Linked DNA regions of Homo sapiens: regions 1 and 3 are each linked to region 2. A link is a loop called in an ENCODE intact Hi-C map of the cell type or tissue named here. Cell type or tissue: heart left ventricle. All regions are shown on one strand. Region 1 has its middle 78 kb from the start of RNF217. Region 2 overlaps HDDC2 (HD domain containing 2). Region 3 has its middle 92 kb from the start of RNF217.

The links. Peaks named below come from ENCODE experiments on the same cell type or tissue, not always from the same donor. Only the 100,000 strongest peaks of a DNase experiment are listed, where the experiment ranks them.
Region 1: a loop joins it to region 2, with 4 times the contacts of the local background. A loop is called at or near these places in 16 of 110 quality-filtered maps.
Region 3: it touches region 2 in a loop (4-fold over the local background); 16 of 110 quality-filtered maps call a loop at or near these places.

The regions. Positions count from the first base shown.
Region 1 is chr6:124,883,640-124,886,139 of GRCh38, reverse strand. No RefSeq gene overlaps it. Among named protein-coding and RNA genes, the nearest start is that of RNF217, 78 kb to the left of the region's middle. In heart left ventricle, no CTCF peak of the experiment used is centred here; no DNase peak of the experiment used is centred here.
Region 2 is chr6:125,293,990-125,296,489 of GRCh38, reverse strand. The region is part of intron 3 of HDDC2 (HD domain containing 2); the gene reads left to right. Among named protein-coding and RNA genes, the nearest start is that of HDDC2, 6.7 kb to the left of the region's middle. In heart left ventricle, no CTCF peak of the experiment used is centred here; no DNase peak of the experiment used is centred here; H3K27ac peaks cover 1,490 bases.
Region 3 is chr6:124,869,498-124,871,997 of GRCh38, reverse strand. No RefSeq gene overlaps it. Among named protein-coding and RNA genes, the nearest start is that of RNF217, 92 kb to the left of the region's middle. In heart left ventricle, a CTCF peak has its summit at 1,190 (motif pointing left); no DNase peak of the experiment used is centred here.

The DNA of each region.
Region 1 (2,500 bases), 410 kb after region 2:
TCTCGATCTCCTGACCTCGTGATCCACCCGCCTCGGCCTCCCAAAGTGCTGGGATTACAGGCATGAGCCACCGCGCCTGGCCGAGGTTGAGAATCTTAGTCAATTAGGGTTGCTGTAATAAAATATCGTAGATTGGGTGGTTTATAAACAACAGAAATTTACTCCTCCCAGTTCTAGAGACCAGAAGTCTGAAATCAGTGTGCCCACATAGTCAGGGTCTGCTGAGGGCCCTGTTCCAGGCTGCAGACTGACTTCTCCTTGGTTCCTCAGGCAGAAAGAGAGCAAGAGAGTACTCTGGAGTCCCTTTTAGAAAGGCACAAATCCCATTGTTTTAGGGCTGTACCTTCATGATCTAAATTATCTCCCACCCCACCTCTTAATATCGTTGCACTAGGGGTTAGGATATCAACATGTGAAGTTTGGGGAGACACAAACATTCAGTTCATAGCACTGAGCCACTTTCCACCGGGCTTGCAGAGAACTTCCTAGAAACTCCTACCATAATGGGTATTACTCCATTCATTGTTTATGCATTTTCTCTGCTTCTAGTTTTTAAGCTCATTGAGGTAAAGGATCCTGCCTCAATAATCTCTGTGGGTGGGTGACAGCCTCCAGATATTTTAATACCAAGCATCATTTAATCTATAAACCTACTGCCTGCTGAAGAAAGAAATGACTATATGATTGGTGTGAGGTGAATTGGAAAAGGGCTGAGGTATGAGGACAGGCCTAAGGATGAGTAAGCAAACTAGCAAAGTTTGTTTATGTCTCCAAAGAATTTGCTCTAGTTTTTCCATTTTTCAAATAGTTGATGTACAGTTGACTTCAACAGTTCAACGAGAGTGAGCTAGTTTTTGGTGTCTCATTCTCTGATAAGGCATACACCTTATGTTTTGGATCACCTGTGGTGGTGGAATCATTCAGTTACTTCAGTGGAAGAATATGTGTGGAAGAACAATAAAGCCGCTGGATATCATTTACTTTAAAGTAGTAGCAAGCATTATAGCAAGCCAAGGGGATTAGATTAATTGGGAAAAATATACATAATTTATAATCTTAGAAATGAATGCCAAATGCTTTTAATCTGATTAGACTCTTTTCTTCTAGTGCAGTTTAGATATGCTCTAAATTTGTGATTCCTAAAGGGGAGTTTAATAAAACACAGGTTCTGTAGAATATTAGTAAGAATTATGTTTAAAAAGAATTTCATTGTCAACTTTGGGAAAAATGTGGTTAAAAAGAATTAAGGTGGCTTTTCTAGTATTGTTTTTCCTACCCGAATGTACGTTATAAATCTCCAAGAGATGTATGTACATGGTATAAAGCAGTTTAAATTTTCTTGACAAGAGCCTCTTCTCTCTCTATTGTAATGTATCTAGGGGTGCTATTGTTTAACAAAACACTGAGAAATGCTGTTCTAAATTAGGAGCTTTGTAAGAACTTAGTTGCCTACAAGTACACTACATATTATACCAGTTGTAACATTTTCTGTCAAGCAAATGTGTATAAGGACTAAGTATGCAGCCTCTAGCTTCTCATTTTTGCTAGCCAGGCTATGAATGAATATTCTTCAAAGATGTTTTTTAAAAATCTCTCTGCTATCTTTTTTTTTTTTTAAAAAAAAAAACACTGTGGAATATCAGCTAGCCTGAATCTTTGTTTATTTTTCTTTTTTTATTTTAAATCAGGGGACGACAGAAGAGTAAGTGCCTCTATAATTTATATCCAGGTGAGTGCCAATATAAGAGACAGCTTCCCAGGATGTGATGGGAAAAGAGAGAGAGACAGAGAGAGAAAGAGAGAGAGACCATTTGCCTAAGGGAGCCGTGAACAGCTGTAAGGATTTTTTTTTTTTTTTTTTTTTTTTTTTTTTTGAGATGGAGTCTCACTCTGTCACCAGGCTGGAGTGCAGTGATACAATCTCGGCTCACTGCAACCCCTGCCTCCTGGGTTCAAGCGATTCCCCTGCCTCAGTCCCTTGAGTAGCTGGGACTATAGGCACACGCCACCATGCCCAGCTAATTTTTGTATTTTTAGTAGAGACAGGGTTTCATCGTGTTGGCCAGGATGATCTTGATCTCTTGACCTCGTGATCCGCCCGCCGCAGCGTCCCAAAGTGCTGGGATTACAGGTGTGAGCCACCACACACCACACCTGGCTAGATTTTTTTTTTTTTTTTTTTTTTAAGATTCAAGAGGTACTTGTGCAGGTTTTTTACATGGGTAAAGTGCATGCTGCTGAGTTTGGGGCTTCTATTGAGCCCCAAATAGTGAACATAGTACCCAGTAGGTAGTTTTTCCACTTTTGTCCCTCTCCCTCCTTCCGCCCTTTTGGAGTCCCCAGTGTCTATTGTTTCCATCTTTATGTCCAAGACAAGGATGTCCACTTTCACCACTCCTATTTAACATAGTACTGGAAATCCCAGCCAGAGCAACCAAGCAAGAGAAACAAATAAAAGGCATCCGAATAGGAAAAGAGAATGTCAAATTACCTCTGTTTG
Region 2 (2,500 bases):
TGTCTGAACCATGCATTAAGATAATTAAATGAGGGTTTCTTGGCTCTGAGTGGAATTTGCCTAATGAGAACCAGGAAACCTCATTTGCCCTTGCTGGCTACATCAGTGAGCCTCTAAACTAAAGTAGGAGGGAGAAAAAATACAGTGGTCCCTCAGTATCTATGGGGTATTGGTTCCAGGACCCCCATAGATAACCAAATCTGCAGATGCTGAAGATAAAATGGTGTCGTATTTGTATATCACCTGCACATACCCTTCCATATACTTTGTCATCTCTGTATTACTTATGATACCTAATATAATGCAAATGCTATGTAAATAGTTGATAACACTGTATTGTTTTTTATTTGTATCTTTTTTTTTAATTTTTTTTTTTATCTATGGTTGGTTGAATCCGTTAATGCAAAACCCACAGATATGGAGGACCAACTATACTTGATAAACCTGGAAGGCTGATTGTTTTGGAGAAAAGTAGGTATTAAGATGAAAGGGAGAATGAGGGCATAGAAGAAACAAATTTAGAAAGGAGCCAAAAGCAATACTTGTAGTCTGGCCTCATTCCTAAACATATTAACATACACTTGATATTATGCAGGTTGATAATGCAGGTTGATAAATGATGTCTGATAAGGATCACTGTGATCTAGTGAGGTGGAACTTGAAGCTGGAATATAATGGTGGCAGGTCATATTCCTTTGCAAAGGGGAAACCTTATTGAAACAGAGGGCAGAGTCGTGGTATGCCTGTGTCTGGGAGGGTTAAAGTTGCTAAAGAACTTGGAGATTACAAAGAGAATGGAACTTTATCATAGAGTAAGTATGACAAGAAGGAGAAAATGAAAAACACAGCAAACATTTATAGAGTGCTTATTATGTGGCAGATTTATAAAGTGCTTATTATGTGCCAATAATAAGCACTTTATATGTGTATTAACTGTTTAATCCCTATGATCCCTTTAGGTAGGTACCAATATTTAACCCCACTGTGTAGATGAGAAACCTGAAGGACAAAGAGGTCAAATGACTTGCTCAGGGTTCCACAGCTAGTATTAATAAATGGCGAGCCGGGTTTGAAACCCAGTCTGGATCTGGTCTTCAGTTGACTACTACACTCTTCAGCCTCATCAGTGTCTGAATGATGAATAATACCTTCCAGTTACTTGTCACAAAACTGACACAAAATATTTGCTGAAAGCTTCATTCAGCTCGGCACTTTAGGCAGATTTTTGACATATTTTGCTAACAGAGGAAGAGGCTAGGGAAGCTGTCACTCTAAATCTATGACTGAACAACAAGGTGAAACTCAGTATAGAAGTGGAAGTGTCAGGGCTCATCGCTTGCCAGGAAGGGAAAGGCTGGCATACTCAGCTGTGTACCCTGGACCTCAGCCATGTTGATTTCAGAGGGTTCAATTAAAAAGGCATGATTCTGGCATGTGCTGCCAAACAAAGAATATTAACTCTCTACAAGGTTTCAAAAATGCTATTCTGATTGTGTGATTAACAAATATCAATCAGCCTAGATTCAGAAAATCATAGTTCAGTTTCAGGAAGAGAGCAACAACGTATTTGCTGTTTTGTTTTTTAAAGAATATGGTGATTTTGAACAAAAAGAAGCCTATTAATAACTTAGTAATTGGATGTGATCACCAAAAAGCCAATTCAGTCTTACACTGCACTTAAAGGAATATAGTATCTAGCATGAGGAAGGTGATGATTCCATTTTCTTCCACCTTGGTCAGATCATACATATATCACTGTATTCAGTTCTAGGTGTGTCATTTTAAAGAGAATAAAATAGTCTCCTGTCAGAGCAGGACTTTCATGTTTGCATTCTACAGTTGAGATGTTCATATACCTGTATGTACATATGATTTAGTTCATTCTTTTCAACTGGAAGTAATTGGCAAACTTGTGTTTCTGCAATAGTGTAGAGAAAAGGAATCTATAAAGACACAGTTAATTTGTGAAAATATAAAGTATTTTCTCAAGTATTCTTGCTGAAATTTATGAAAAAGAAACAAGGGAGAATGCATGTACAACATAAGCTAAATTCCTTCCTACTAAGGGTAGTGTGATGCTACCACTCTGTAACTGAACAAGCCATTCAAGATGGTGATGTTATTTATAAGAGTGGATTGTTGACATTGGCAAATGTGGTTTGCTCTGGAAGTGGTTGTATTCTGTAACATTTTTTTTCTCCCAGTAATAAATAAATATACACACAAATGTCCAATTTTATTTTCACTGCTTTCCTGCAACTCACTATTTTATTTTATGTAAGACCTTTATATTGCCAAAAATGGTTTTTATAGCCATATTCCGTTCAAAGAGCCTAACCTCTGTGGTTAGAAGAACTGAGGCTGATTAAAAGGTATGGGATGAAGGTGGTGAAGGAATTTGAAGCTTTTTGAGAGTACTGGAGTAATTCAGAAATAAAGGAAGGATACTGGAGTAACTCATAAATAAAGGAGAAGACTGGAGGATAAGGGTAGCTCCTGG
Region 3 (2,500 bases), 420 kb after region 2:
GTAGAGATGGGGTGTCACCATGTTGGCCAGGCTGGTCTCGAACTCCTGACCTCATGATCTGCCCGCCTTGGCCTCCCAAAGTGCTGGGATTACAGGCGTGAGCCACCGCACCCAGCCTGGTTTGTATTAAAGCGCAAACTTTAATGATAGAGGCTTTATAAAATTAGAAAAGAAGACAGTCATTTATATTGAGCAGCTGTGTTACAGGCACTGTGTAAGAAACTTGTACACATATATTATCTCATTTAATCTGCCCAACAGCCTTGTATAATAGTAATTATTCTTCTCATTAAAAAGTTAAGCAAAATTCTATGTTTCAAGTGTCACAGAGATAGTGACAGAGCCATTTTCAAATCCCCAGTCCCTCATTTTTACATCCTTATAGAAAATGTGATTAAGCCATAATATTGATTGAATGGAGATGAATTTTTTCTCTTCTTGGTGCTTCAGATAATGTAATTGACTGAAGTAGTACATGCTCTAACCCTTTACTCCTTCTCTTTTGTATGTAACTATGCTGGAATTAAGTTGTGAAATAATTATGGTTTTCATAGTTTCTGGTAATGTCTGAAAAATTACTAATATATAGATTGTGAGGTCTGAACTGATAAAATTAGAGAGAGAGAGAGAGAGAAGGAGAAAGATAAATATAGATATAGCTATTAAAAACAATAAGAATCAGTCAGATTTGACCGTAAATGGATAAAAGACTAATTCTGCCAAGAATCATAGAGATTCGACATTTGTATAGCCTTAGGAATGTGTCTGTAAATTTTAGCAACACAGAGAATTAGACTAGAAGAAAGTTGTAACAAAGGGAAAAATGACCCCATTCTTTACAAATTCTCAAACATTTTTATACACAAAAAGGCTATATTATCATACATAGGAAAAACTTACAAATACTTGTATGTATTTAAATATATCAGTGGACTTTTAAAAATAAACATGCCTCGAAAGCAAGCATTTCATGTTAATGGCATTAAAGGAGTTTATATTGAGTTTGGGACAAAAGATAAATTATTCCATATTTAAATCCTTGGATGATGGATCAGAATTTTTTGCTGTCTTCTTGAATTTATATAGTTTAGATATTTTTGGTTTAGAGTTTGTTTATACAGGTTCAAAAATTTGATCAAGTTTTAGCTTTAAGAAAGCTGGAGTTTGAATTCCAGGCTTAGAGCTCCCTCTTCTGCTTACTGGTAGATATGGGAAATCCTGGGTTTTTATCAATGAATTCCAAGATTATGTCAGAATTCCTACATCCATATTTTTACAATTAACTTTCTGAAACGTAGCTGGAATTTATTACTTTTGATAGTTAGTGATTAACCAGTTTACCTGAAAAACAATGTGTGATAACCAGGGGCAATTTGCATGTACCAGAAACCTCTAAAAAAATTCTTATATTTAGAAGACAAAATTTTAGGGGTCAAATGGAAACATCATAAGGATAGAAGAAAGAAGGAAGGTAATGTTATTAGGTAGTTATATGTTAAGCAAAGTACTATGTATTCCCCAGCCATTATCTCAAAGAGTTTAATGATTGCTGGTTTGACAAATGACAAAATTGAGGTACAAAGAGTTTAAGTGACTTTCCCAAGCTCATGTAGCTGGTAAATTCAGACATCAAGGTCCTGTCCTCTGTCCACTAATACACGAAGAACAGCAGTCAAGTGCAAAAAGAGTGTTGTAGAAAAGAGAAGAGTTTGTGACTTATTTATTTATTCAGTCACTCATTCAACAAACGTGATTAAATTTGTGGATTGTAGAGTATACATTGTTAAAATAGATTCTAATTTATAATATTTTAATGGGCAAATAGACTGAGTTATAAATACTGTTACATGTTACATAATCTCTTCATCGTTACAAGTACTAAAATTGTGTTCTTATTTGTGTTTTTCATGGTCAAAAGAGAGGGAAAGAAACAGAAAGACTAATTTTTATTTAGTGTCGACTATATGCTAAGTGTTTATGTATTTTGTTTATATTAGTTGTCACAGCAACTTCATGGTATTAGGCATTTACTTTTTTCTTTCTTCCTTTTTAAAAATTAATAGATGTTATTTCTTGGAGTGATTTTGGGTTCACAGCAAAATTGAGCAGAAGGTATATATATATACTCCCTCCCCCTACATATGTACAACCTTCCCCACTATCAACATCCTCCACCAAAATGGTACATTTGTTACAATTGATGAGCCTACATTGACACATAATCACTGGAAGTCCATAGTTTACGTTAGTGTTCACTCTTGGTATTGTACATTCTACGGGGTTGGCCAAATTTATAATGACATGTAATTACTATTATAGGATCATACAGAGTAGTTTCACTGTCCTAAAAAATGCATGTGCTCTGCCTACTCATTGTTTCCTGGCTTTTAATCCCTGGCAACTACTGATGTTTTTACTGTCTCCATAGTTTCATCTTTCCCCAGAATGTCATATATTTGGATTCATACAGCATGTAGCTCTTACAGATTGGTTTCTTTCA